Regions from separate parts of the Homo sapiens genome. Here region 1 is linked to region 2. A link is an interaction called in ENCODE POLR2A ChIA-PET data of the cell type or tissue named here. Cell type or tissue: endothelial cell of umbilical vein. All regions are shown on one strand. Links, peaks and the distances in the headings refer to the core of each region. The heading gives the core; the rest is flanking DNA.

Region 1 (15,703 bases), core at 6,049-11,048, 120 kb before region 2:
TAAATGAGAGGCAGGAGTAGGGCAGATTTGGGGGCATTGTGTAGGCCATTAGAAGGATTTTGACTCTTACATGAATAAAATTAGGGAACCATTTTCGGCTGGATTTCAGCACAGAAGTGACTGCATCTAATGTATCATTTTAAAAGCATCACTCTGGCTGCTGTGTTGAGAATGGGAAAGGGTGGAGACAGGGAAACCAGGTAGGAAGCTGTTGGAGTAGTTCCAGTGAGGGGTGTTGACAGCCCAGACCGGGGAGTAGCAGTACAGGTAGTCCTAAGTGGTCAAACTCAGAATATATTTTGAAGTACAATCAGTAGGACTTCTCGACAGGTGGAGACTACCTAAGTAATAGGTATAATTATGGAAGAGGCCAAGATCTGATCCCTGAGGCATTTAAACATTAAAAGATTTAGAAAAGAGGAGAAACTAGCAGAAGAGACAGAGGAGGAAGAAAACCAAGAGAATGTGGTATCCTAGAAACCAAGTGACCAAAGTATTCTCAGAAGGATCAAGTGAACATCTGTGACAAATGATGCCGATAGATCAAAAATGATGAGGAATGACAGTTGACCATTGTATACTGCAGTTTGGTAAGAGCAGTTTTGGTGGAGTGACTGGGCCAAAAGCTAGATTGAAGGGGCTTACAGAGCAAATGAGAGAAGAAAAATGGAGAGAGCAAAATAGACAACCCTTTCAAGGAGTTCTGCTGCAAAAAGGGAAAAAAGAAATGAGGTAGTAGGTAGAGGCAATGAGTCAAGAGAAGGATTTTTAAGCCTTTGCCCATTGGAACATTTTTAAAGCTTTGGACTGTAGTTTTACAAGTAAAGTAGAAATAGCTGTTACATGTTAGGCATCATTTCTATGAAAATAGGATAGTCTAAATTGTTCTTTCTTGCTAAGATCTTTGAAACAAATTTGGATTACATTGTTTTATACACATTGAGACATAATTTGGGGATTTTTAAATGTATAAGGTTTATATTTAAAGTAAAATCTCTAGGGTAAATGGTCAATTGGAGTTCTGGAAAGAAGAATCTGATGTCCACAGAAAAGTTGGACAGTGAATGCTATTATCTTATTTTCCACTCTTGGGTACAGTTAATTTCTTGACCATTGAAGATAATGAGTAATAGAATTAATTTAAAAAGATCATGAAATCTTTGGATAGTCTTCACTAGTTTGGAAGGGAAGAAGCTGAATTTAAAGGAGATGTGGAGATCATTTAGTTCAATTTGTTTTTATTTGCCTTGACTTTGTCATACAGCTTGAAGCCCAGCAGAACTCATGATCTTTTTTTTTTTTTTACAAAACTATTTCTCTCTTTTCCCTTACTTGGCTTAAACTGGAAACCTTGATGTCAGTATTGATTCCTTTTCCTTCCTACCTGAATGAGGTTTTGAATCCTGCCTATTCTACTTCCTAAGTATTTCTCTAGGAGGTCCCCATCTCTATAACCACTGTTAATGCCTCAGGTTAGGGTCCTCACTCTTCCTTCTCTGTATGTTGTGTCATTATCTCCTAACTGATCTATTTTTCATTTTCTTCAGAATTGTCTTTCTGAATCACAAACGTAATCATGTTGCTTTTATTTATTTTCTGAGTTTTCTAGTAATGACCATTAACTACAAAAAAAAAAAAGTAATTTTGAAAACAAGGTAATGGCCTGCAAACAGTTTTCAGTAGGATTAATGCTCAGTGTACTGTACTCTGTTATCATGTACTTTATTACCATGGGCCCTTAAACATGCCTTGCTCTTAATTACTCTTTATAAGGAAGATTCCTTATACTGCTCCATGCTTCAGAGCTGTTTTAATGTTACACAGCAACCCTGTTTTAATTTTTCCATGTGGTCAGTTAAAAGAGTTGGGCATTATGCCAAGAGTTGAAGGTAGAAGAAAAAGAGATTGGTGCCCAAGAAGGGTAAGGATAAGGAATCCAACTAAGAAGGCGGGAGGCACAGGGAGCCTAGGAGAAACTAAGATGTAAATGGGCAAAAAATTGTTGCCTATATATGAAATATATAGGGAAGAAAAAGCATAGTAAACTGTAGATTCAGGTAGGCACAAGCACGGAATGGTCTGGTAGCCAGCCCGTTTCTGACATGGAGCCCATGAAGATATTAAAATAGAAATGAGAAGATTCCATCCAAATAACATTAATCAAGTAGTGAAAAATATGTACATTAGTCCCCCCTATCAGAGGGGACTTTCAGCGGTTTCACTTACCTGAGGTCAACTATGGCCTGAAAATATTAAGATATTTTGTGAGAGACCACATTCATATACCTTTTATTACAGTATATTGTTATAATTGTTCTATTTTAGTATTGTTGTTGTTAACCTCTTACTGTGCCTAATTTACAAATTAGCTTTATCATAGGTATGTTTATCCAGGAGAAAACATAGTACATATAAGGTTTGGTACTGTCTGCAGTTTCAGGCATCCACTGGAGGTCTTAGAACACAGCCCCTGCAGATAAGCGGGGACTACTGTATAAGATTTTAAGTGAATTAAGCCCAAAATGTTTTAAACCAATTGGAGACTTAGATGGAAAAAAAACCATAGATAAACAGTAGTTAACTTTGTACTTTGAACTGTATATTAAGATTTCAGGTTTATAACTTCAGAGTCAGTCTTTATTTAACTTTACAAGTATTCCTTTATTGCTTACTCTGTGCTGGGAGGGTGTTATGTTCCCAATGTTTTTTTCATTGTTAGTTTTGTATTTAGTTGGCCAGCAGATCATACTCTGTTCTTGCAAAATGACTTGAAATTAAATCCTTCTGTTTCCCCAGTCATCACCCTGCCCTAAGCTTTCAACACTTCATGTCTTAATTAGCGAATCCTTCATGTTTTACCATTCTCTCTTTCTTCTCTAGTCAAGTACATTTTATATAATTCCTGTTTAATCTTCCTAAAGTATTATTTTTATTATATTACAACTGTGTTCAGTAACTTTCACTCACCTTCCTATTGCTCATTGGATAAAATCCAAACTCCTCAGTTTGCAAATAGGGTAGCTGCCCTAAGTGAATGGATGTGTCCAACTATTCCTCGCATAGGTCTATTTATTTAATATTATCCGTAGGTATGGACAACCAAATTGCCGAGTATAGTGTCTGCTTCATTATAAACCAACCTTCCTTTCTTTCTGTTTGTGTCTCTTGGGCTTATCTATCTTCCAAGTTTTTATTTTTGCAAAAGTTAAACATTTACTAGTATTAGTTTAAGGAGTCAAATAATTGTGCAAAGTTTGTTACGGATGATACAGTCCCCATGCTCCTGCCACTCCTCCCCCATTTTCTCCTCTTTAGAGGCAACCGCTTTCATATCTTTCTTTCTTTCTTTCTTTCTTTCTTTCTTTCTTTTTTGAGACAGGATCTCACTCTGTCACCCATTCTGGAGTGCAGTGGCGCAATCACAGTTCACTGCAGCCTCGACCTCCTGGGCTCAAGCAATCCTCCTAAGTAGCTGGGACTACAAGTGTGTGCCACCATGCCAGGCTAATTTTTAAATTTTTTTGTAGAGATGGGATCTTGCCATGATGCCCAGGCTGGTCTCCAGCTCCTGGGTTCAAGTGATCCACATGCCTCAGCCTCCCAAAGCACTGGATTACAGGTGTGAGCCACTGCAACTGGCCTACTTTCATTTATTTTAGCTGACTAATTTAAACCTACCTTCATTTCCCTAAATAATGTGCTTGTACTGGTATTTCTGGATTTTTTTTTCTATTTTAGACACAATCTTTTGAATCTCTTGGATTCTTCCCCTATCCCTATATGTAAGAGGCATATTTTAGAGAGTCGTATAAAGACCAGTTGTGGGAAACCTTAAGTATTAGGAGTAGGAGAAGGGGTTAGGATCTTTATTAGAATGGCCATCTGAGAGCCAGGAAGTGATGATGCCTATAAGGGAGTTTTTTAGGAAGATAAATCCAGCAGTGGTGTGTCAGCTGAATTAGAGGAGGAGAAAAGAAGCCATTTAGGAGTACTTTAATTGTTTAGATGTGAGAGGCTGAATGTTTGGGTTAAGATGTTAGTTGTCAGAATCATGAGAAAAGGTTTTAAGCAAGAGGCATTTCTAATTCTAAAAATAACAACTACTGTTATTTATTGAGCACTATCTTTTTGTTGGGTACTGTCTAAAGTACTTGATTTATTTTTTAAAACCTTACAAAAAACTTACAAGGTAGGTACTGAAAGATTCAGTAATTTGTTCAAAGTCACACAGCAAATAAGCAACAGACTCTGGATTTGAACCAGGCAATCCTAGAGCCTGTACTGTTAGTAATTATACTTTAGCACCTGTCAAGAATTCCTGTTGAGTGTCAAGAAGCAAACACCAAGTTAGGATTTAAAGCAAACATGATTGAAGAATACTGTGGTGTGGTTGACAGTAGTGCCTAAGTCTGTTTTCAGAGTGAAAAATGACAAATTAGATTTTAAGTATGGTTTGGAGATAATATCAGGACAGTTAGTTTGCTACGGACAATTGATAGTTGAAAATATGGGAGCAAATGAAATTCAACAGATAATTAAATTCAACCATAAAAAGACAACCCAATTTAACAATGGACAAAAGACTGGAACCAGACAAAAGATATACAAATGGCCAAAAAGCACATGAAAAATTACTCAACGTTTTTAGTCATCAGAGAAATGCAAATTAAAAACCACAGGGAGATATCATTTCACATCAGTTAGACTGATTAAAATTGAAAAAACTGACAACAATAAATTTTAGGCTGTGAAGCAACTAGAACTCTCATACATTGCTGGTAGGAATGTAAAATGGTACAACCAGTTGGGAGAACTGTTTGGCAGTTTCTTATGAAGTTAAACATGCATATACCCCATCACGCAACAATTCAATTCCTAGGTATTTGCCCAAGAAAAATGAAAACAAGTGTCCATAAAACGATTTTGAGAAGAATGCAAATTTTTATAGCAGCCTTTTTTCACAGTCACGCAAAGTCGGATCAACCCAAATGTCCATCAGTGGGAAAATGTATCCAGAACAAATCGTAGTATAGTAATACAAAGGCAGATGATTCAAAAAGGAAATGAACTATTTATGCATGCAACAACATGCATACATCTTACAGACATGTGCTAAGTAAAAGAAGCTGGACACAAAAGAGTACAGATTATATATGGTTCTATTTACGTGAAATTCTATAACAGTCAACACTAATGGATAGTAATGAAAGCTGGAAAGTTGCCTCCAGGGAGAGGGGAGAACTGACTGGAGAGGGACAAGAGAGAACTATCTTGGGTGATGGAAATGGAAATGTTTTATTTTTGTTTTGAATGGTGGTTATACAGAATATACAATTACCTCATATAGTTAACCATCTAAGAGTTTGCATCTTATTGTATATAAATCATACTTCAGTAAATCCTTGTCTCTCTCAAAAAAAAAAGGAGAGTTTAGTAATAGAAGTATAGATTTGAGGATTACCTGAATAGAAGTGATCAATGAAGCTGTAATAATGAGATTTCAGAATTAAGAAGGCTAAGAAGTGAGTTGGTTATGCCTTTTATTAGAAGCAGGTGGAAGAAAGGAATTGATGGAGTAGAAGAGTGGCTTGGGAAATATGGACAGTTTCTTTCCTGATTAGCCAAAGGAGCTTGGAATGAAGTGGGGGTATTTGGTCATTAAGAGATCACCAGTCACTTCAAAGAAAGTACTTTTCAGTAAACTGGAAGCTACAACCAGATTTCAAGAGGTTAAGGATGCATGGGTGATAAAGGGAGAAAGATATTATAAAACTACCTTTTGAAGTTCTCAAGGTGGAAAGAAGGGAAGGAAAGAATTGAGGGGTAATAGGGTCTACATAGGATTCAGTATTATGTAATGGTTTTGGTTGTGGTCTTGGTGTTTGAAACAGCTAGAAAAGAAAAGAATGTAGGCAGGAAGAAAGAGATGGTGAAATAAGGTCCCAGAGTAGACAAGAGACAATGGGATTAAGGGCACAGAGGGAATGATTAGTTTAGAAGAGAGGAATTCCTCCTTCTCTGAAAAGGTGTGCATTGGTGCAGTTACAATGATAATTAGAGATTGTGCCAAGGATCTGGCCTACAAAGGCTCTTTGTGGTAGAATAGAAGGAAGATGAGTTTGTTGATTCAAGATAGAGGTATTTCATTCTGTAGTGTAGCTGATGAGACATCAGAGAAAGGCAGTACATTAGACACTGTAGTGAGAGAAAGGTTTAGAACAGCTAGCAGTGCTCATATGATTGTCAGGGGATGAATAGAAGGATCAATAATTAGCAGTGAGGGAGTTTATGGTAGACTCACATCAGCAGTGCTTTTCAATCCAAGAGGAGAAAAAGTAGACAATATGAATGAATGGCCCAGGTTGAGGATTAGAATGGTGGAAGATGAAATGCATGTAAGAGTTGCTGTGGTCAGAGAGGTCATTGTTGAAAAGGCTGATTGTGAGATCCAAGTTCAGGAGAGAGATAAGTGAAGCAACAAAAGGGCCTTATGAGCTGGAATAATAGAAGAGTGGAGAGACTGAAGAGGTTCAAGTACTTTAAGGGAACAACATTTATATATTAAAAATATTTAAAACTCTAGCCTTGAGTCTGTGCATAACTCCCAGCAGCTTGCCACTTTCAATTTCTCTTCTACTCTTAGCACAGTTGCCTTAACCGTGCCCTGCTAATTCCAGGAAGGCCTTAGGTCTTTGCACTTTTCTCTTCTACTTCTTGAATAGAGAGGCTTCCTGTGCCATCTGGTTTTCTTGCTCCATCTGACTAGGCTTACGCCAAAAGAGCAATTATGGTGGCATGCTGGGAATGCATCTACGGTGTGTGATTCATGCATTATGAGGCTCTGATGGTTATCCTTTATTTTTGTTCAGTTAATTATATTGTACCTCATTCCACAAAGAGTTGAAGTAGTTTCAAAGGAGAATAATACCCCCAAAATTCTAGAATATAAATAAGAAGAAAGAGTTGAATCAGAAAATAGATATAAAAGTAGAAAACAATTGTCAGGAGGAAAAAGGAACAGAAATATGCAGGACATAAGGGCCTAAGAACTTCACATTTGGCTTCAAGCTTTGTGGCTGTCAAAGTGAATAGAAGATGCAGGCATTTACCGAATTTTATCTAAGAGAAGGAACGGTACCTCTTCCTCGAAGAAAGCAAAACTTTTCTTAGTAGTAAATTCTAGAATAAAATTTTCCTTTGGCATTTCTAATAAGAGGTACTAAGTAAGTCATCTTGTTAAAATAAAAATTTGATCCTGTTAAAAATTTTCAGGGACTTCCCTTGCTTTTGGGGTAAAGTCCAGGATCCTTAACAAGGTCATCAAGGATCATTGCACTCTATATACCCTACCCTTAAAAATAATAGCAAGAAAGATTATCATTTCTTGAACTCTTACCATATATCAGGCATTGTGTTCAGTCCTGTACATAAACTATGTCATTTCATCCTCTCAGAAACCTTATAAGATGGATTTTACAGTTGAAGAAACTGAGGGACAGAGACCTTACACAATTTGCCCAGGGTCACAGAGCAAGTAAGCAAGTAGGTGGCATAACCAAGACTTGAAGCCATATTCTGACTTCATGTACTAACTGATTATATGCCGCCTTAGAGTTCTTTGAACTTCACAAGCTTCCGTCTGCTGATTTTGCACATTTCTGTTTCTTCTGCCCCGCCCCTCATCTCCTTAAGCATGTCATTTAATTGAATTGAATCTTGATGGATATCATTAATTTAATATATTAACAGTAAAGAATAGAAACAGGGAAAGCATTTAATGGTTTTGTCAACTACAGTGAATATAACTGTTCCTCTTAATTTAATATGTGGCTTTGGTCCTGTATTCCCTCCTTATCTATAATGGAAGTAGGAAGCGTTTGGGCTCCTGTCTTCTGTACTTTTGGAAACTGGCCAATGAACTGCTTACCAGATCTAATGACCAAATCTAATTAACTCCCACAAAACCCATAGCTAAGCTAATCTCCATATTCTCAAAATAGAACATGTAAATCTCTGATTCAAACTCTGTGCTCATGTTGATCTGGAGCCCTAAAGCCCTTTGCTCTCTGCCTATTGAAATACTGCCTATTTAAAAGTTCTAACTGAAGTTCCAGCTCTTCAGTCAAGTTTTTCTCAATTAATTCTATCCACATTGATTTCTTATTAGGAGAACACTGTAGTTCTCTTTCCTGCACAACTCATTTTAGAATTTATCTACACACTGCCTTTCACTGTTATTTAAAGTCTGCATGTGTATCTTTTATCTCTTAATAGATTGTAAGCTTCTGTTGAGGACTTTAGCACAATACAAAGTGTTTTACAAATACCTGTTGAATGAATGGTGTAATAGTCTGTTTTGGCCTTGTAGACCTTATTTACCGAGTGAAGCCAACAGGAGAACACTGCCAGGTTAAGTAGTCTGAGGTACTTCTTTGTTCAGTTTTTGAAAGGAGTTTTCTGTTGGTTTACTCTTCACGAGATAAACATGAACGAGGAAATACTAACTGAATCAAGGGAGAAAATTGGCTTCCTCCAGTATACTGAGCAGTTTTTGAGTGCTTACTGGTAGTTACCACCATACAATTACTTTTTCTTCTAACTCCCACACCTCCCTTCACATAACCTTTTCAGAATATAATGGTAAATAAGAACATATGCATTTAACCTGGGTAACTTGTTCTCCAGGACTTTTATGGCATTTGGTGCTCATCTCTGAAGGATAATATTTTCTTGGTCTGGCAGCATGGAATATGGAATGGCAAATGAATTTGCTTAAGAGTCCTTGGGTTATTTATGAGTACAATAAGGCCTTAACTACATTTTTTCCTCTGGAATCACAGGTGTGATTAATGAAAGTTATTCACTATTCCTACATTCTTTAGAACTATTTCTTATATTCATCCATGTGGTCATGTGCAGTAAATGGCACAAAGATCTTAGGGTGATCACCTCGTCAGACAATTTGGGCGCTGTTCAAACAATTAAACCGGCAGTTAGCAGATTCTGGCCTGGTAATTAAATTACCCAGGGTCTTTATTTACAGATTTCTGCTCCTTGATATGCTGTGTCTTTCTAGGCTGAGCATATGCCTGGGGTTTATTGATTCATTTCCTGTCTTTCTCTTTCAGTGGTAACATACTAGGATGCCAGCTGTGGTAATTGAAAAAGGGCTTTGTTTTAGCCAAAATACCTTTGGACACTGGTTACTTAGAGAACCTGAGGGACAGTTTTTGTGGTCTTTGGTTAATATCTTCACAGCCTGAAGGTAGTACTAGGAAAGTAGTTCGTTTGTTTTCTACTACAAGTTTAAATAAATTTTGAAGGTTTTTCGCACTTTATTTTGCCAGTATGAACCTAAGTTTTAATTCTTTTTTTTTTCCACTTATTATTAACCAGCGTCCCAGGTCAGTATTGCTTAAATCTGTCCTTACTTCTCCAACATCTTCTATCATGGCTTTAATTCAGATTGCCATCATTTCTCACTTGAATCACTTCAACACCTAAGTCCTTTTTGCCTCCAGACTTGTCCCTCTTCTAATCCATCCTCCATATTACTATCAAATTGATCTTTCTGTAATACAGATCTGATTCTTGTCATTTTTCTGCTTAAAATATTTCTGTGTCTTCCCATTGCCCTCATTATAAAATCAAGTTAGTGTGGAATTGGTATAATGATCTGCCCCGTCTTCCTTTCCAATCACATTCCGGGCACATGTTGTATGGGTTTTATTGACTGAACATGATCTGCTATGCAGATTTACAGACAAACTTTGCTTCACATGTGTGAGGATGGTAGATGTTAACATAGAAAGATATTAAATTGGTGTGTACTTCAGAAGGGTTATGCAAATGTTGAATGCATGCAGATGAAATTAGACTATCCTTGGCTGTAAGATGTAGGATCTTTCCTTTTGAATTTTTATTAGATATGTATAATAGTTATCTTTGAAGAGGTCAGATCTAATTGGATTATTTATAAATCTTTCTAGTTAACTTGTAGAGAGACTAGTAACCACATGAAAGAGCCAGCATGATTCATGATTCAGAAAATTGTTATTGTTCTCCCTCCCATCTTTGTTTAAATTGGGTCGGACATTAAAAGAAAAGTCAGGAGTAAGCTGTGTGTGGTAGTCCTAGTTCCGCCATTGACTTCTACTATAAACATCCTTGATTAAGCCACATAATGTTTCTGAACCTCAGTGTGTTCTAAAAATGAAAGGGGTATATGAGTTTAGTAAGTGATTTATGTGCTGGGGAAAAAAGAAAGAAAGAGAAAGAGAAAAGAGAAGAGAAGGGAAGGGAGGGAAGAAAGGGAGAAAGGAAGGAAGGAGGGAGGGAGGGGGGAGGAAGGAAGGAAGGGAGGGAGGGAGGGAGGGAAATGAGTAAGGAGGGAGAGAGGGCGGAGGGAGGGAGGGAGGGAAATGAGTAACTTGACCACTGCTCTAGTGGAGTTCACAGTCAACTTTCTACGCCTAAATAGTTGTCTGTAAATCGAAGGAAATAAAGTTAAGTTTTTCAACATGGATTTGAAGAATGGAATGGATCTGTCAGAGATGATTAAATAAATTGTTTTTAAACTTCATATGTTTGGAAATACAAGCATAAGAAGCCTTAATAAAATAGACAAGTTTCTGAAATGCAGTCCATTTTTCCTGGTAACCTCCATTTTAGATTTCAGCTATCTCCTGCTGATTATTGGCAGCCTGCCGTTAGTTATGGTTCAAAGCTGACATTCTGTACTGTGAGCAGTGAGCTGCTCCCATGTCTGGCAGCTGCAGTTGTAGCTAGGCTACAGTGAAGGGAGAGAGAGAAGCATCAGCTATTCTGATCTTGGCCATAACCATACCCAACTGAATTCTATTAATGTGAGGATTTTGGCAGTCTGTGTTTCATTTGTTCCCTAGTTTTCTGTTTCTTTCAGGATGAATTTCTATTAAGTGAATCATTGTATTAAGGAATTTCAGTAAGATTAAATTAATTCAGAAAAAGCTAATTCTTTGTTTGTGAAAGGGGATAACCAGAGGTAGATTTTATCTGCTAATTACGGTGATAAAAGAGGTAGATTTCCTACTTAAAATAAAATGGGAAAAACCATAGTCCACATAGGGAGGATCTTTTCTTCTCGCTTTGGTGAATGTCTTTCTGCTTTCAGAAAGAGGTCTCCAAGTGAGATAGCTGAAGACCTTTTATTTCTGTTGTATTTATTTTCTTGTATTTCTGAAAATGCCTTTGTTTTACTCTCATATGTGAATAGTCTAATTATTGCTACTGCTCCATTACCCACTTTTGTAAAAGTATTCTTTTATTTCTATCAGAGCAATACATTATTTATTGAGGGCCTGTTATGTGTCACACATGGTACTAGGTGCTAAGAAATCATAAGTTAACAAAGTCTCTGCCTTCTTTGAGTTTATACTTTAGTGAGAGTGTTTTAAGTTGTGGGATTAAAAGAAAATATGTGATGTCAGTGTTTCAAAGACAAATAAGGAAGGTAAGATGGATAGGAAGGCCAGGGGAGGGTAAAGATGTGTTCTTTTATCAAAGATGATCAGGGAAAGCCTCTCTTATACATACTTCAGCAAAAACCTGAAGAAAGGATACATAAATATTGTGAGATCTTACACGTCTTAAGATGCTGTTTCTCTACCATAATACAGAGTAGTTTGTCTGGGAATAGAATTTTAACTTGGAAATAATTTTCTTTCAGAATAATGAGGATATTGTTCCATTGTCTTGGAATTTCCAGGGTTGCTTTTGAAAAACTTAAAGCGATTCAATTCCTGATCCTTTGTTGTGAGTTACTGTTTTCTGTCTGTAAGCTTATAAGATCTTCTTTTTGTCCTCAGTGTTCTGTAATTTTCCAATGATGTGCTTTGGTGTGGGTCTATTTCAATTTGTGGTGCTAGGCTATCTGGGAAATTGCCTTGAATTATTTAGTAGATGATTTATTTCCCTACTTTTCTCTGTATTCTCTTTCAAAATGCCTTTTATTCAGATATTAGGCTTTCTGAACTGGCTTTCTAATTTTCTTTTTTTTCTTTTTTATTTTTTTGTTCTCCTATTTACCATGTCTTTGTCTTGTTGTTCTGCTTCCTGAGGGATTTCATAAACTTTATCTTTTAACCTTTGTTTTGCTACCACATTTTAATATCTATGAGTTTATTTTGTTCCCTAGTTATTTCTTTTAAAATAACACTCTTTTTTCAACTTCTTAAGCATTTTACTTTTTTTATTTTTATTTTTTTAGTCTAAAATTTATTGCCTAAAGGCTTTAAATTCTTGGATACATATGCAGGATGTGCAGATTTGTTACATAGGTAAACGTGTGCCATGGAATAACACCCTTATCTTATCTGATCATTTTGTAATATCTTTTTTTTTTTTTTTTTTTTTGAGAAGGAGTCTCCCTCGGTCACCCAGGCTGGAGTGCGGTGGCACAATCTTGGCTCATTGCAACCTCTGCCTCCCAGGTTCAAGTGATTCTCCTGCCTCAGCCTCCCCAGTAGCTGGGTTTACAGGTGCCCACCACCACGCCTGGCTGATTTTTTTGTACTTTCAGTAAAGACAGGGCTTCACCATGTTGACCAGGCTGGTCTCAAACTCCTGGTCTCAAGCAATCCACTCACCTCAGCCTCCCAAAGTGCTGGGATTACAGGCATGAGCCACTGCACCCAGCCTATAATATCTTTATTAAATCTCTCTCAGAACAACAATAATTTTGTTAAATTTTCATTTCTTTGTATACTCTTTATCTTTCATTTGTATTTCATTTCTTCGTGTAGTCTTTCTTCTCTGTGATTTGTTTTTTCCTGTTGGTGTGTTTGTTTTAGTGTATATATTACGTGTTAGAGTTTATTTAGGTGATTACTACGTATATTTGTTTGTCAATTCCTATTTAAGAGCAGGGAACCAAGAAGCTAATTGGAAACTGAGCCAGTAGAAGGGATTTTTTCACTGCTAGGGTGATCTGACTGTGTTCTTATATTGGGGATTTCCAATGTTTGTATCTTTACACTTGAGTTGATGGATTACCAAGAGAAGATTCTTTGTCTTCTACCCATAAGGTAAAGCCTGGTTGCCATAGTTTTGGCCTTATGGATGAGGAATGCTAACGCATGTCAGTATCCGGTATGCATGTTTACTTAAGCTTTCTGTTTTCAACTGCACCTAGGGTTCTTAGGTCTGGAGACCCTTCATTTTAGTCTCTCCTTGAGAGGATAAGCCTCTAGATTTCTACTGGGGTAGAAATCAGGGCACTCACCCAGTCCATAAAATGAAGGGAGGAGATTTGGGGATTGAATTATTTTTTAAACCATCTTCACCTGATCATCCTTATTTTAGCTTCATTTTACACCAACTTCCAGTTTCTTGTGCCATCAGTTCCTGAGTCTTTGGGGCATTCTACTATGTAAATTATATTGATTCAAGGCATTTTCCATTGCTGAGGCTTCAAGTTTCTCAAGTCAGTTGAGCTGGTATTTCAACAGTGAGATTTTTTTTGTTTCCAAGTTCTTTAGTTTGTTCTTTTTCCTGTTTCCTGTTCTATTCTGTAAAATATATGTGATATAGTCTCTTATCTCTGGGAAGATAGTAAACATATATATTTATCTCTAGATGTTCCTTTTTTCTTATGTTTTTCTTTAAATACTTGAACATAGTTGTAATAACTATTTTAACATCATCTTATAATTCCATAATCTATAAATTCTAGGTCTATTTCTGTTGTCCTTCTCCTGCTTATAGGTAATATTTTCCTGCTTCTTGGTATGTTTAATTTTTTGTTGTTGTTGTTTTTTTGTTTTGTTTTGTTTTGGATGCTAGTCATTGTGAGCTTTACATTGCCAAGTTTCTGGATTTTGTTATCTTCCTGAAACAGTGTTGAGCTTTAGTGGGCAGCAGTTAAGTTACTTATAGTTTGGCTTGATCTTTTCAAGTTTTGTTAGTGTTGGGGTTGCAGTAGCCCTATGCTAGTTGTGGTCCTTCTAAGGTTTCTACTGAATGCCTTGAATGATCAGTAAACAGTCTCCAGTTTGGCTGAAAGAAGTTTAAATGGTCCTCAGACCTATATGAGCTCTGGGAACCATTCAGCTCACAACACCTTGTCATTCTTTGCCAAACCTTATAGAACTTCATCCTAGGCACATATTTCTTAGTATCTAGCAAAGACTTAATAGCAGATTTCTGAGCCTTTATTATTATTTTTTTTCTGCATAGTCCCTCTTCTCCAGAAATTTGCTCCACATCTTCTGGAAACCTTAGACTTCTGGAATTCTAATTTCTGTCTCCTTTACTCAGGAAAACAGCCATGGCATGCTTGGGATGCCTGTGCCTGCTCAGAAATCCAGAATTTGCCTTCAGGCAGAAAGCCAGGAGATCATAAGCCTCACCTGATTTTATTTTTGCCAGTTTTCTGGTTGTTTTAAAAGAAGGTTAAATCCGATTCATGTTACAACATCATGGCCAGAAGCATAAGTCAAACATGCTTATTTTAAAATCCTATTCCATTTATTTGTTAACCCTTTTTCTTTAGATGTGTACCTCATTTGCTGAAGTTGTTTTCTGCCTTAAATGAGATTCACATTCCTCAAGAGTCTGCCCATCCTTTGATTGTATATGCATCTTTCTCATTGAAATTCATTGTTATACTCTCTCCTGCTTCTGTTTAGGCAGTCTGCTTGGGAAGGGGACTAAGACTTGCCATGGGAGTTTTGACTCAGGATTTTCAGTGAAAGTAGAGGAGTGTGTAGAAAGTATTTCTGGGCTGGATATCCTGGAGACTGCTCTACTAGGAATGAATGCTTCCTTTTTTTCCCCAGCCACCTTGGACACTGCCCTGTCTCTAAGATTTAAGATTAAATCTCTAATATTTAATACTCTCTTCAGGAGTTGTATACTCTCTGTTACTGCGCAGGGTGTGTGGCACAGGATGTGAACATGGATTGATCTGACTTGACTGCATCCCTTGTGGTATTCCAACTAATAAGACTGTTGACTGTCCCTCAGCCCTTTCCTGTTCCAATACTTCACCATTGGGCATGAAACACTTTGGGCATAGAACTCTCTTGCTGTTTTTTGTGTCTGTATATCTTAGCTTGTGATTTTCCTCTTTAGTTTGATCTAGTCTGTTGTAAATCACAAAATATTCCCAGTTGCTAGTCCATCAGTTCCTTTTGTTCTTGTGTGACTGTTAATTAATTTTCTTTCATTTCCAGGAATTGATGTAGGAGAGAAAACTAGCTGGTTCCCAGTCTGCTATCTTGAAACAGGCAGAATAATCTCTTTTGCCCTGCCTATGCACAATCATTTTAAGATAGATTTGCTTTTCATTAAATATTGGGGGTTCTTAAAATGTAAATATCCAGCTTTGTTCTTAAAATGTAAACATAAAATAACATTTAATGTTTAAATGTTAAACATTAAATAGTATAACATTTTCTCTTTGTTTCTTTATCCCATTATGAACCATTTATTTGGCCCTTCATTCAAGAAATAATGACTGGGTTTCCTGTCTTGGTATTTGAGGAGGAGGGTACTATCTAAGGGAGAATTAAAAACACTTAGAACTATGCTATACTATGCTATAAGTGCTACGGGAAACTATGAGAAAAGTTCTTTAGAAAGTCAGAAGAAACAGGCAATTTTTTTTTTTTTTTTTTTTTTTTTTTTTTGAGATGGAGTCTCACTTTGTAGCCCAGGCTTGAGT
Region 2 (15,703 bases), core at 6,592-11,591:
TTCATGTCCTTTGCAGGGACATGGATGAAGCTAGAAGCCATCATTCTCAGCAAATTAACGCGGGAACAGAAAACCAAACAGTACATGTTCTCACTAATAAGTGGGAGTTGAACAATCAGAACACATGAATACAGGGAAGGGAACATCACACACTGAGGCCTATCAGGGGGTGAGGGGCGAGGGGAGGGAGAGCATTAGAACAAATACCTAATGCATGTGGGGCTTAAAACCTAGACGACAGGTTGATAGATGCGGCAAACCACCATGGCACATGTATATCTATGTAACATAACAAACTTGCATGTTCTATGCATGTATCCTAGAACTTAAAGTAAAATAAAATTTAAAAAAGCACAGAATGATTTGCTAGGATGCACCATTCCCAGTAACGTCAAATATTTATCAGATATAACATAAACATTTTTTTTAAAAGTGGTATTTCTTTCCTATGATTTGCCAAATTTTAATTTTATTTAAAAAGAAATAAATAGGCCACAATAAGATAACTTTAGAGAAGAAAAAGAGAAAGAAGTCTACAATCCAGTTTGAAAACACTGGAAATACCCACATATATAAGCCCTTATACATTTTCACATATTTTTTCACATCCTTCCTCTTCACACTCTTAACCATATGATCCTCCATATGATGCAAACATGCCTTTAACAAAACCACCCACACGTATAAGCAGACACAAATATCCTCATTCCTCCCAAATTTCCAGGCATAAGCACCCATAGATGAACAAAGAGATACACTAAATACATATATCAAGTATATAAAAGATACTGTGGAACTGACTCAGGTTATCTATTATATCCACCAAAACATGGAAACAAAGCTCAAGGACAATGTCACATGACCCCATAGGGGCACTCACACTCATCGAAACAGGTCTAAGACAACACTGAAGCTGTCAAGTCTGGACCTGGGATCTGGCAGAGACGGTACATCTGTCACCCACTGCTGCCTGGCACACAAGGGGATACACACATATACCTCTACCTGAAGCCTCACCAGGAAGTCACTTGCTCATTCCTGCTGTCCTATCTGACCTGCCCTGAGCTCACCCTCTCCTAGCACTGTAGCAGCAGCAGTGAGAGTACAAGCAGTAAGCCTTCCTTTCACCCAAACCAGAAATCCAGGCCCTCTCTCTCCCTATGGCAAAGCTAGTGTTTCCCACACCTAAGAATCCTCTACTGTCTCACTGTAGATCTCCTCTTCTATGTCACCTCAAAAAGCCAAGTAGCCATTTCTCCCACCCAGGCCTTTCATCTGATTCCAATCTCCATACAACCTAGTGTATAGCTGCTGAAGACACCAATTACAGGATGGTCAAAAAGAGGATCTTCAGATAAGGGAGGAGTAAGTAGATATATAAAAGAGATGGTCTGAAGATAATGTAATAGATTGAGTAAGAAAATAATGCAAATAAATTGTTTAATGGAGAAAATAAAATCGAAGATACAAAAAATTGGTAGAAACGTCAAATTTATATTCAGAAGATTAAACTTTAATTAGAGCCTTTCTTCATTCCTACAATATTAAGGCAAAATATCTGGTCAGACTGAGATTCCTTTCTAAAAGGAAATGTATGAAAATCATGGATATATGGGCTTTCAATAATCTGTTTTTATCTACTCACCATGGTCCACGAGCCAAGCCATACATAAAGAATTCAGCTTTTCATCAAAGAATTCCACACCCTACAGATACAGAAGATTCCATTAACATACATTGCCAAAATTCAGAAATAAAGATGGTCTATTTACATTACACCAAGGTTACCTGAAGGCTAAAAAAACTTGTTTCCAAATAAACAAATAAGAGATAGAAACACCACAGGAATTACAAACAAACCATAAATCTATTTATTGGACGGAAATCATAAACAAAAAAAAAGCATACGTGAGCTGGCATAGGCCCTGCTAGGTAAAAGAGAACAGGGTGGCCAGAAGTCAGCCACAACACTGCAAAAGAGCAGGAAGAATGCACTGTGTATGGTCTGCCAAGCAAATCTGGATTACCTGTAAAAATGAATTACCCAGGAAAACACCTGTCAGTAATATTACTAATTCTCAATCGTCTTCCCTTTTTGGTTACTATTATGACAAATCCTTAAGGATAAAGCAACTGACCTCAAGACATAGAGATATCCCCAGTTAAAGAGAGTATTTTCGAGACAACAGGAGAAAGCCCTGGAGGGAGAATAAAGCAGGCCCAGGACTACAGGGCATATGGCCCAGGCATGGCTTGCTCTCCCAGCCCTGTTCCTCCCGACTGTCAACAGGTGGCCACTTCAGTGCAGGCTGGGGATGGGCTCCGGGAGCAGATTTACACAGTCCTCTAACCCCGGGGCTTCCACACCACATGGAGAATGCTGTGACACACTTTCCTAGTGCCTCCCTTCTGGGGTCTACACATTTACAGTCTTGCTTCTTTGAACTCTAAGAAGTTCCTGACTGGTGATTCTATATTTTAAAAAAAGAGAGGTAATATAATGTGTCAGTGCTTTGAAAATAGTGATTGAATAAGACAAAATAGCTTTTTTTTTTTGAGATGGAGTCTCACTCTATTGCCCAGGCTGGAGTACAGTGGCACAATCTCAGCTCACTGCAACCTCCACCTCCCGGGTTCAAGTGATTCTCCTGCCTCAGCCTCTCAAGTAGCTGGGATTACAGATATGCAGCACATGCCCAGCTAATTTTGTATTTTTAGTAGAGACAGGGTTTCACCATGTTGGCCAGGCTGGTCTCTTAACTCCTGACTCAGATGATCCGTCCGCCTCAGCCTCCCAAAGTGCTGGGATTACAGGCATGAGCCACCGCACCTGGCCCAAAATTGCTTTGTACTAAAAGATCATAATGAACAAATTTTGGCATACACTTAGATTACGTCAGCCAAGATTTCTTTTTCATTTCAGGTTGAGAATTTTCCTTCAGTTTTAATTAACTTTTATTTTCCAGTTTGTTGTTGTTGTTGTTGTTGTTGTCGAGACGGAATCTCTCTCTGTCGCCCAGGCTGGAGTACAGTGGTGCAATGTCAGCTCACTACAACCTCCGCCTCCTGGGTTCAAGCAATTCTCCTGCCTCAGCCTCCCAAGAAGCCTCCCAAGTAACAGGCACCCACCACCACACCCGGCTAAATTTTTTGTATAGTAGAGATGGGGTTTCACCATGTTGGTCAGGCTGGGCTCAAACTCCTGACCTCAGGTGATCCACCCACCTAGGCCTCCCAAAGTGCTGGGATTACAAGCGTGAGCCACTACGCCTGGCCTATTTTCCGGTTTTTGTAGTTTAACTTTACACTTACTTAACATCGTCCACAAGCCAGGTCATACATAAAGTCTTGAGAGAATTTTATAAAATGACTATCTGATATAAAAATATTTAGATATGAAGAGAAATTAAGGAGAATATATATACTAACAAGAAGTTAAAATTGTAAAGCAAAATGTTCATGACTGAGGCATGTCACCCCTGCCAGACAGGTGTAAGTCAGCCAAAGACACCATCTGCCTTGCTTTCACACTGCTCTCTATAGAGCTAGCAACCCTGGGAAACTTTCCAGGTCTAGAAGGAGCAGAGGTTAAAAGAAATGGTACTAAAATGCACCCTCCCTTCCAGATAGTTTTGGTCTTCAGCAAATCAGTTAATCACTGCTCCTCTCCACTCTGAAAAGTAGATCCATGACAATCACCAGTGAAGAGAAGATGACCCATAGCACTTGGGAGTGACAGACAAAAAGGATGACAAAATAACTTCACCTGATCCCATTTGCCATGCACTAATACCTCTGGTATACTTTTCAAAGAATCGGACACTTTCAATTTTATAAAACATATAATGCCACAGACATCCACAAATTGCATGTTCATAAACTAAATGTACTAAAATTAAAAATACAAATTCAGGGGTTCAAGACAAGAAAAAATAAATTCCATATGTTGTGACCTGAAAGGAATGGAAGTGGGAGTGAGGAAGGGGAAACAAACTGTAGCGATGTCAATAGTAAACTGACACATCTTTCTCAAAAAATACTCAACAATCAACAAATGTTGGCTATACACAGTGGCTCATGCCTATTATCAGCTACTCAGGAGGCCGAGGCAGGAGGATCATTTGAGGCCATGAGTTCAAGACCAGCCTGGGCAACAGCAAGACCCTGCCCCCAAAATAAAAAATGTTAAGTGCCTAATTAATGACGGGCACTATGGTAGGGACTGGAAATAAAATACAGTCCCTGCCCTAAAAGAGATCACCCATCTCTCCAACTAGACTGTAACAGACAATTACAATACTCTGTAATAAGTGCTACCAACAGAGATGAAGGTACATCAAACTTAGAACTGTCTAGGCCACCTACTCAAAAAAAGGAAAGGATGTGGCTATAAAACCCAGCTTTGAAATTTTAACTAACATGGTATTAGTTAGGGTAACACTGATCACGAAACTCAAACAGTAACAGATAATGTGATAATGTGGACTTTGACCAAAATACTAACATTACAAGCTTCAGTTTTTGTTTTTGTTTTGTTTTTTTTTTTTTGACACAAAGTTTTACTCTGTTGCCCAGGCTGCAGTGCAGTAGTGCAATCTTGGCTCACTGCAGCCTTCGCCTCCTGGGTTCAAGCGATTCTCCTGCCTCAGCCTCCCGAGTAGCTGGTATTACAGGTGTGCACCTCCGTGCCCAGCTAATTTTTGTATTTTTAGTAGAGATGGGGTTTCACCATGTTGGCCAGGCTGGTCTGGAACTCCTAGCCTCAAGTGATTCGCCTGCCTCTGGCTCCCAAAGTGCTGGGTTTACAGGTGTCAGCCACTGTGCCCGGCCTTTCAATACTTCTTTTCTATATGGTGATTCCTCAACTCCCTTTAATCAGAATGTAGGGCAAGTGGTACCTAGGGACATTTTGCTTAGAATACAAGGCAAACAGGGAAGTTTCCTTGAGCAAAAATCACAGCAGACTTACCCTAAAACCATAATCCCTTTTCTTCTCAGTTAAACATTTCTTAAGTCACAAAGGCATTAAATATTATAAAATTTACATTATATATACCAAGAAACTGATTATTCTATGGCTTTGTTTTTCGGTGGTGATGAGGTGAAATATGTTTCTGTAATACAGATTAAGCATCCCAAATCCAAAAATCCAAAATGTGAAATGCTCCAAAATCCAAAACTTTTTGAGCACTGATATGATGCTCAAAGGAAATGCTCATTGGAGCATTCTGGACTTTGCATTTTTGAATTTGGGCTGCTCAACCAGTAAATATTTATAATGCAAATATTCCAAAATCCACTTCTGGTCCCAAACATGCTGGTCCCAAGCGTATTTAGATGAGGGATACTCAACCTATACCTTTTTGTTAGAAATGTATGCACTAATAGGCCAGATGCAGTGGCTCACGCCTGGAATCCCAGCACTTTGGGAGGCTGAGGCGGGTGAATCACCTGAGGTCAGGAATTCAAGACCAGCCTGACCAACATGGTAAAACCCCATCTCTATTAAAAATACAAAATTAGCTGGGTGTGGTGGCATATTCCTGTAATCCCAGCTACTTGGGAGGCTGAGACAGGAGAATCGCTTAAACCCAGGAGGTGGAGGTTGCAGTGAGCCAAGATTGCATCATTGCACTCCAGCCTGGGCAACAACAGTGAAACTCCATCTTAAAAGAAAAGAAACGTATGCACTAACAAACATAAAAACCATCCTATAGGTAACAAGAACAAGGCCATACTTTCATGCATCTAAACAAACATAAGCATACAGGCTACTAGGCCTCCTACTTGCCATGGTAAATTGTCACTATCTGACACTACCCTGCAGTTCATGGAGCAACACATACTCACCAGCTGGCCTGCCAGCAGCGGCATATACTCAATGATGGCCAGGCGGACCCTCCATTTGGCATCTTCTGCCAGCTCCACTATGGCAGGAAGGAGAGACTGAGAGAGCTGACGGATTCCAATCACTTCATTTACACAATCCAAATTGGAGATGATATTCAAACGAACGTCAGGACACTGCAAGTACACAAGCCCCAAAAGACCACATTTAAAAATCAAGTACTCTGCCCAACAGTCTCCTGTCAGGGTAAGATAAAAGGTGAGGTAAGACTCAGGTGAAAAAAAAATGGATAATCTTGAAGAAATAATAGTGAATACATAAATAACTCAAGGAACATAAATGATCTTAATCAGAAATTTCAATTAAAAGTCCGTAATACTAAAGACTACAAGAAAAGTCCGTAAGATGGTAAAGAGCATAATCTCTGGAACTAAATCAGATGCACTCAAATTTCAGATCTGTCATTGTTGAAAGACCTTGCTCAAGTTACTTTAACCCTCTATGCCTCAGCTTTCTCATCTGTAAAATGGGATAATTGGCCGGGTGCGGTGGCTCACACCTGTAATCCCAGCACTTTGGGAGGCCGAGACGGGCAGATCACGAGGTCAGGAGATCGAGACCACAGTGAAACCCCGTCTCTACTAAAAATACAAAAAATTAGCTGGGTGCTGTGGCAGGCGCCTGTAGTCCCAGCTACTCAGGAGGCTGAGGCAAGAGAATGGCATCAACTCAGGAGGCGGAGCTTGCAGTGAGCAGAGATTGCGCCACTGCACTCCAGCCTGGGCGACAGAGCAAGACTCCGTCTCAAAAAACAAAACAAACAAACAAACAAACAAAAAGGGATAATAATAAGACCTACCTCACAGGATTGTTGTGAGAATTGCATGTAAAAATACATGCAAAGCACTAAGGCTCATGCTTGCCATGTAGTAATTACTCAGTAAATATTAGGTATCATTATAATTTTTGATACTATATTTAAACTTAAATAAATGAAACTTTTTAAACAAAGACACATTAGCTTTAAAGAAACCAGGGAGTATAAAGCAAAAATCAGGTAAAGATGATAAACAGATATTTCTAGGTTTACTCTAATGGGTACTTTTGCCCACTTTCTGAGGAACCTATAACCCCATACCCAAAATCACAGGTGTCATTGGTTTAAAATAAGTTATGATTTTTTTATCCATTTTCTTTTTGGGGGTTCTATTTTAATGAAACCCTAAACCAAAATCAAATAAAATCAAATTACTATCAAAGGCAACAGAACATAAAGCAAGACCCACCTCATCCTTTAACTGAGCTAAGAAAAGAGGTAGAAGATGTTCAATGGTATTTTCTTTGCCCAAAATAGTAGACAATCCCATAATTACAGAAGCTAGAGCCGATTTGACATGTTGATTGGTATCGGATACTAATTCCTAAAATAAAATCGAAATTAAAAGCCTTTATTACAAGACAACAGAAACTTCCATACCATTATTCTGGGAAACAGAGTCTTGCTCTGTTGCCCAGGCTGGAGTGCAGTGGCATGACCTTGGCTCACTGCAGCCTCACCCTCCCAGGCTCAAGCACTTCAGCCTCCAGAGTAGCTGGGTCTACAGACATGCACCACCAGGCCTGGCTAATTTTTTTCATTTTTTGCAGAGACAGGTTCTTACTACATTGCCAGGGCTGGTCTTGAACTCCTGGGTTCATGCAATCCTCTTACCTTGGCCTCTCAAAGCGCTGGGATTACAGGTGTGAGCCACCACGCCTGGCCTAATTTTTTTTTTTTTGAGACAGTGTCTCACCCTGTCACCTAGGCTGGAGTACAGTGGCATGATCATAGCTCACTGCCATCTCAACCTCCTGGGCTCAAGCAATCCTCCCACCTCAGACTCCCAAGTAGCTGGTACTACAGGTGCATGCCACCAGGCTCAACTAATTTTTGTATTTTTTGTAGCAATGGGGTCTCACTATGTTGCCCAGGCTGGTCTCAAACTCCTGGGCTCAAGAAATCCTCCCACCTCAGCGTCCCAAAGTGCTTGGATTACAGGCATGTACCACCATGCCTGACCCCAAGGAATTTAAAGACAGCACTATTTCAATACTGATTAGTTGATAATGTTTCCTCAGACTACTTGTTAGGTAACATAAACCTATGCACCAAAGAGCAGTTTACAATTACAATGGGCTAATAAGTGATGAATAACAATGTTGCACATTAACACATCTTCCCCATTCATTCCCTGTCAACCTTTAAACTCAAAGAGCTTTAAGGTAAACAAACAAACAAAAATAATGAGATTAAGGTTTACCTTCATATAAAAGAGAGTGAAACAAAATAAAGTCAGGTTTACCTTTATATAAGGCAGAATTTGATTCATAATTATGGTCTCTCTATCTTCAATGGGCAAGTTCTCACCAAGTTCTAAAAGATAAATAGAAAAAAAGAATGCTTTCACAGGGCCATTTACAAAGAGCCAAATGAGGACATTTAACCAGGTTTATCAATAATTTCAATTAAATTATATGTTTAAGCAAATAAGGAAAACAGCTCTTGTTCTAAATAAACTTTTTCGTGAACTCTCTATGCCATTGCATATCACACCAATCCAACCTGAAAGGCATTTTTTTTTTTACAAAAACAAGACAAAATGATTTCTTGGTTTTAAATATAAAGAGACTATCTTTAAGTGACAATGTAACATTTCCACACACTAAAAACATCCCTATGTATTTTAAAAACATATTCTAGAACAAAAAACATGCAAAATTGACTAACAAAAAAATGCACCAAAATGAATGACACATGTTCCAACATAAATTGAACTCCTTAACCTTTTACTTTGTGGGCAGCAGCTGCCCGGACTTCAGCTTCACAGTCTTTAAGTAGGTTCTGAAAGGCGGGGATGAGGTCATTTAGGGTGATTTTAGGACCCATGGCTTTCTGGAGCTATAAAAGAATTTGAACGGGTTTTAATGTATACTAACAAAAGAATTAACAAGAACAAAACAAAATTGTGCAATCTGTAAATACATATTTTTGCCACAGCACTTCCCATTGAAAAGAATTAATTCAGAAACTTTGGGTACAACAGCAAATCTATGTGTTTTCAGGTTTATTTCCTTAGTACTTAAAAATGATCACTTTACCTCTGAAAATCTGTCAGCCACCATATAGCGAACGCGCCAAGATTTATCTTCTGCTGCTTGTCGAAGTGTAGGCATCACCAAAGTCTCAAGGTCATCCTGAGACAATAACTGGGCAATACTGACACAAGCTTCCACAGCAAGGAGGCGCACTGAATCCTAAAGGAACAAAATTTCTGTAATTCAGACATTTACTGAGACCCATGGGGAACTGCTGTGGGGTGGTGCAGGTGTTTAAAAAAATTAACACCACCAAGACTGCCACACCTTATATAGTTTCACGTCTTGACATCTTTTTCTTTTTTTTTTTTTTTTTGAGGCAGGGTCTCACTCTGTCACCCAGATTGGAGTGCAGTGGCACAATCTCCGCTCATTCCAACATCCGCCTCCCAGGCTCAAGTGATTCTCCTGCCTCAGCCTCCCGAGTAGCTGGGATTACAGGCAGGAGCCACCACGCCCAGCTAATTTTTGTATTTTTAGTAGAGACAGAGTTTCACCACGTTGGCCAGCCTGGTTTCAAACTCCTGACCTCAAATGATCCACCTGCCTCGGCCTCCCAAAGTGCTGGGTGCTGGGATTACAAGCGCGAGCCACTGCGCCTGGCCGTGTATTTATATCTTGAAAGAGCTGCTCCCGGCCGGGCCCAGTGGCTCACGTCTGTAATACCAGCACTCTGGGAGGCTGAGGCAGGCGGATCACGAGGTCAGGAGAGGGAAACCATCCTAGCTAACACGGTGAAACCCCATCTCTACTAAAAATACAAAAAAAATTAGCCAGGCGTGGTGGCGGGTGCCTGTAGTCCCAGCTACTCGGGAGGCTGAGGCAGGCGAATGGCGTGAACCCAGCAGGCGGAGCTTGCAGTGAGCCGAGACTGCACCACTGCACTCCAGTCTGGGCGACAGAGTGACACTCTGTCTCAAAAAACAAAAAGGAAAAAAAAAAAAAGAAAGAGCTGCTCCCTTTGCCTGGAATGGCATGTCAAAGTCATAAAGATAGAAATGACTTTGTACTATGAGTAAACAGCAAAGTAATTACCTTGGCTAGAATGCAGAGTTTCTATAAAGGAAATGAAAATTTTAAAATTAAGTAAAAAAGAAAAAAAAAACATTTTAATGATGCCTTCAAAGCCTTACTATAACAGAAAGTTGAGGGATAAAAATGAAAACAATATTTGTACAAGTTATTTATAACAGATTAGGACAAAGGTAAGAGTAAGAGTAAAGGAAATCACTTAGAAAGCTTAGTTTTCAAAAAACTCAGATCAGGGTCGCAGTAACAGGAGTGTAGGCAGCATAAGATAATGACTTGGAAAGAAATACACAGAACAATTAAAAGTTAGAAATCAAAAACAAAAATCAGTTGGATTTAAATGTCGAAGATCAAGGACAGAATAACTTTGAGGAAGCTGTGGCTAGAAAAACACAGAAATTAGAAAAGTATGGGATTAATGAACTCAACTTTCCAAATGTAAACAGCCAATGTCAACGTGACACCTACGTCCTTTGAACAAGTGGAAAATATACAAGACAAATCAGTGAGGGGCCAGGCACAGTGGCTCATGCCTGTAATCCCAGCACTTTGGGAGGCCGAGGCAGGCGGATCACCTGAGGTCAAGAGTTCAACACCAGCCTGGCCAACATGGTGAAACCCCATCTCTACTAACAATACAAAAATTAGCCAGGCATGGTGGCACGTGCCTGTAATCCCAGCTACTCAGGTGGCTGAGGCAGCAGAATTGCTTGAACCCAGGAGGCAGAGGCTGCAGTGAGCCGAGATCGCGCCACTGCACTCCAGCCTGGGTGACAGAGCAAAACTCCAACTCAAAAAAAAAAAAACACCGAAAAAAAAGAAACATCAATGAGAAATTAGAAATTGAGACTGTAGATTTGTGTATTATACATATATAAGGTAGAATCTTAATACATGTAAACATTAGCACCCAGGAGAAATAGGTAAAAAATTTTAAGTGTGTACAATAACAGTTATGTATATACGTATACACATACTTGAGAGACATAACAGTGACTCCAACTTCCAAAATATTACAAATCTTAGAAACTGTGTATCAACAATAACTGACTATATGCCAAAGACACACACATTCCTCTGTATGCAGGTGCACAGGCTAAAAAAGACAGGACTAAGTTCTTGGTAGTGACTACACAGATATTTTTGAATTTCGAAAATGATGCTAAATCATGGGACTGCTAATCAACTACTGAAATATAAGCTAATACATATTTGTTAAAAAATTACTTCTCTGGTCTGGTGCAGTGGCTCACACCTGTAATCCCAGCACTTTGGGAGGCCAAGGCGGACAGATCACAAGGTCAGGAGTTCGAGACCAGCCTACCCAACACAGTGAAACCCCATCTGTACTGAAAATACAAAAAATTAGCCAGTCATGGTGGCAGGCGCCTGTAATTCCAGCTACTCAGGAAGCTGAGGCAGGAGAATCACTTGAACCCGGGAGGCAGGGGTTGCAGTGAGCTGGGATCATGCCATTGTACTCCAGCCTGGGCGACAGGAGTGAAACTCCATCTCAAAAAAAAAAAAAAAAAAATTACTTCTCTTCCAGAACTTCGTTTTCTCTCCTACACCTGTTCCTCTTCCCAGAATTTTCTCTATCTTAACGATGACACCATCATCCACCCAGTTGCTCAAGCAAAAAATCTAGGAGATCTTGATTCCTCTCCCACTGATCCAATCCAATAATACTAACCTATTGATCCCACTTCCAAACTGACATCCAAATCCTTTCCATCTTCACTACCACCCTATTAACAACATCATCTCATGCTGAGACTTGAAATGTGGCTGGTACACGTTATTTACACTCAAATAATAAGATTTTGGAAAATTTTGGTCGAATACAAATATTGTTAATTTCACCTATTTCTTTTTTCTTATAAAAACATGGCCAGTAGAAAACTTAAAATCAACAGGTAGCTTACATTATATTTCTGTTGTAAAGCACTGTTTTAAACTATAACATTTAGGTAATAAAAGTGCAAAGAAGGCCGGGCACGGTGGCTCACGCCTGTAATCCCAGCACTTTGGGAGGCCAAGGTGGGCGGATCACAAGGTCAAGAGATGGAGACCATCCTGGTCAACATGGTGAAACCCCGTCTCTACTAAAAATACAAAAGTTAGCTTGGCGTGGTGGCATGCGCCTGTAGTCCTAGCTTCTTGGGAGGCTGAGGCAGGAGAATTGCTTGAACCCGGGAGGCAGAGGTTGCAGAAAGCCGAGATTGCACCACTGCACTCCAGCCTGGTGACAGAGTGAGACTCCTTTTAAAAAAAGAAAAGAAAAGAAAAGAAAAAGTGCAAAGAAAACAAAGGCTGCGCTTACCATAAAAGTCAGGATAATGTTACTCTTAAGGAAATGGAGTGGCAAGTGGAGGAGGAAAGAGAGATTGTGTTTGAAAGGGAATCCATGGAGGGATTCTGGGATAGTGGCTGTCAAAGTGATGTCTCCTATCATAGGTGATCGTTAACAAGTTGGTATTACCTTCTAATAGTTCATTAAGTTATACATTCATTTTGTACATTTATTATTAGAATAAAAATTCTAATAATTTTTAAAATTATTTTCAAAGTAGGATTTAGATCTTTAGATTTAGGATCTGAAAATGAGACTCATTAATATGTGTCCTGGGGCTTGTGGTCCTGTACACATGAAGCGATCTTAGGGCAGGCAACATGCAAATTAAAAGCCCAAAAGGACTATTCTAGAGTCCAGGAACTCTGGGAGCTGATCCTATTAAGCACCATTACAGAGAAGCGGGACAGCCTAGCTGTGAAGGGCACAAATTCTGGAGCCAAACCACCTAGATTCAAATTCTGACTCCACTACTGCTAACTATGCAAACTTCAGCAAGTTACTTAAACTTTCTGTGCCTTTGTTTTCTAATGTGTAAAATGGGCTATCTCATGGGGCTGTTGTAAGGACTGAATTACTTAATACACATAACTACTTAAAGGCAGAGAAAAATTAAGTACTTCATTTGGATGTTTGCTAGTTTTATTGTTATTTCTACACCAAAGAGATCTAGATCTTCAGAATTGAATACGATTATGTGAAGTAATCCCATACACTACTATAGAAGAAGCAGAGAGTCAAATAGCTTTCCTAACACATTCTAAGCTTATTTATCTGAAAAGTCAAAAATTCCAGGAAACATTACTCCCTCATATTACAATACAGCCAGCAATTCCCAAAGGTATGTTACCCTCCATGCAGCTTTGGTCTTCCTTTCTAATTATGGCTCCCATTTCCTCTCTGACTCCCCACTCTTTTAACAGCTGCTAATGTAAGAGAGAAATCATGGTCTGGTTAAGAAAGAAACATAAGAACATTGAGATAAGCATGTTACACTTTAACCAGGCCAGAATCAGCACTAATTCTGTAAAAAGAATCCTAACAAGAAAACTAAAACTCCCCAAAGAAATTCTGAAAATTTAGAGGAAAGGAGCATATCTGTGTCCCTTAAATACTAAGAGTTAGTTTACCTGTTCATCTGAAGCTAGACTAGTGAACAGTGGAACAATTTCACTTTTCACACTGTCTAATTCCAAAACTTTTGCAAATTCACCCAATTTGGAAGCAGCAGCACGTCGTACCATTGGTGTGTCATCTGAGCACAAGGAACGGAATTGCCTGCAACATAAAACAATGAAGGTATTTCCCATCAAATAACACTGAATAAACCTGCCCCCCATACACACAGACAGACTTTTAGAGGTTTTATCTTACAATAATCAGTGACTAAGCTTCTACTTATAGAAGTAACAAAAATAAAACATATTCAACTGGATAATAAAAAATGACATCATAGGCCAGGCATGGTGCCTCACACCTGTAATCAAAGCACTTTGGGAGGCCCAGGTAGGAGGACTGCTTGAGGCCAGGAATTGAAAGCAGACTGGGCAACATAGCAAGACCCTATCTATATGCCAAAAATATTTTTGTTGTTGTTTGTCGGGGGCTCAAGTGAACTCCCACCTCAGCCTTCTGAGTAGCTAGAAATACAGGCGGGTCCCACCATGCCCAGCTAATTTTTTTCTTTTTAGTAGAGACAAGGTCTCACTATGTTGCTCAAGCTGGTCTTGAACTCCTGAGTTCAAGCAATCCTCCCACCTCAGCCTCTCAAAGTGCTGGGATTACAAGCATGAGCCACTGCATCCAGCCAGAAATTTTTTTTAAAAATTAGCCAGGCGCAGTAGTGTATGTCGGTAGTCCTAGCTACTTGGAGGCTGAGGCTGGAGGATCACTTAAGCACAAGAGTTCAAGGTTGCAGTGAGCTATGATTGTGCCACCGCACTCCAGCCTAGACAACAGAGCAAGACCTTATCTCTTAAAAAAAAAAAAGAAAGATGTCATAAATCCTACTATCCTAGTATCAGCCACTCATTGGTAACAAGGTACTATGTAAATTGTCAGCTACAAGTCCCCAGTAATCCCAAATAACTCATAGCTTACTACCTGATTTCTGCTTTAACAAGGCAAAAAAATACCATGGCTTACTGTCTGATTTCTGCTTTAACAGCATTTGATGCCCTGGGATAGCAAACGCTGAACAAACCACATGCAGATGTGCGAGAGGTGAACCAATCCCCACTTGCTAAGCGTTTCACCAGAGGTACAAAATAAGCTTCCAGAGCAACAGGAGTATGCTCCTGGGAGATCTGTCTCAGGGACTCCACAGCCTTGTCACGAACAACAGTCTCTTCCACAGTTGCCAGATTTTCCAAAGGAGGCTGAATGGATTAAAAAGGAAAACCAGAGAAGAAAACTTATTGAATCAGGTTAGAAACAGATAATCACCTTTTAAAGTGACTGAAGGGAGGTGGTACACGTAACCAGAATGTTAGCTGCATCATACCAAATGGTTACTTTCAGCTCACACAGTGATAACATATGGTGCGGCCAACCCAAAGACACGACTTCTGTAGAAAAGCCAAGATCTCGTGTCCCAGATGGCAATTCCCAGATGGTGTCTACAAATGACACAGTGTAAAAGACTTGACACAATATTAATATTACTGTGAGTTGAATCACTAGGTTTAAAAGATACATAGCCAAATTCAGACAGGATCATGTATATTTCCTCAAGAGTAAGTACAAAACTATGACCAATGTTAGGCACCACAAATACAGGATAACAGCTTGTCAGGTCACTGAGTCCACAGCCTTTTCAGTATCTTTCCACCATTCCCAGAGGTGCAAGCAACCCTTATCCACCATCTCCATCCCATCCTTTTATCCAACCTATAAAATGCTGAATGCAAAATTGCTTTTTTCAGAACACATTCAGCAACTTTCCATTAGCCATAGGGCAGAAAGGAGTTTCTGACAGAACAATCAAGTGAAAACTACAGAGACTGGCCAGGCACGGTGGCTCACACCTGTAATCCCAGCCGTCGGGAGGCCGAGGTGGGCAGATCACTTGAGGTCAGGAGCTCGAGACCAGCCTGGCCAACATGGTGGAACCCTGTCTCTACAAAAAATACAAAAATTAGCCAGACATGGTGGCACACGCCTGTAAACCCAGCTTACTCAGGAGGCTGAGGCATGAGAATCACTTGAACCCGGGAGGCAGAGGTTGCAGTGAGCCGAGATTGTGCCACTGTACTTGAGCCTGGGTGACAGAGTGAGGCTCTTGTCTCAAAAAAAAAAGGTAAAGTACAGAGATGGTAGGACACCTTGCTTACAGCTTT

The links. ChIA-PET counts read pairs that join two places held together with the same protein. Peaks named below come from ENCODE experiments on the same cell type or tissue, not always from the same donor. Only the 100,000 strongest peaks of a DNase experiment are listed, where the experiment ranks them.
Region 1: POLR2A ChIA-PET joins it to region 2 with 5 read pairs; 5 of 35 experiments call an interaction of 5 or more read pairs at or near these places.

Annotation. Positions count from the first base shown.
Region 1 is chr11:111,625,085-111,640,787 of GRCh38, forward strand. All of the region lies in intron 3 of SIK2 (salt inducible kinase 2), which reads left to right. Among named protein-coding and RNA genes, the nearest start is that of SIK2, 30 kb to the left of the region's middle. In endothelial cell of umbilical vein, for the core only: no CTCF peak of the experiment used is centred there; a DNase peak (open chromatin) is centred at 9,087; H3K27ac peaks cover 1,359 bases.
Region 2 is chr11:111,746,309-111,762,011 of GRCh38, forward strand. PPP2R1B (protein phosphatase 2 scaffold subunit Abeta) reads right to left here. Exons shown (of 15, transcript NM_002716.5): 4 at 14,511-14,743; 5 at 13,496-13,643; 6 at 8,987-9,142; 7 at 8,672-8,786; 8 at 8,191-8,261; 9 at 7,135-7,269; 10 at 5,851-6,024; 11 at 1,646-1,706. Among named protein-coding and RNA genes, the nearest start is that of PPP2R1B, 12 kb to the right of the region's middle. In endothelial cell of umbilical vein, for the core only: no CTCF peak of the experiment used is centred there; no DNase peak of the experiment used is centred there.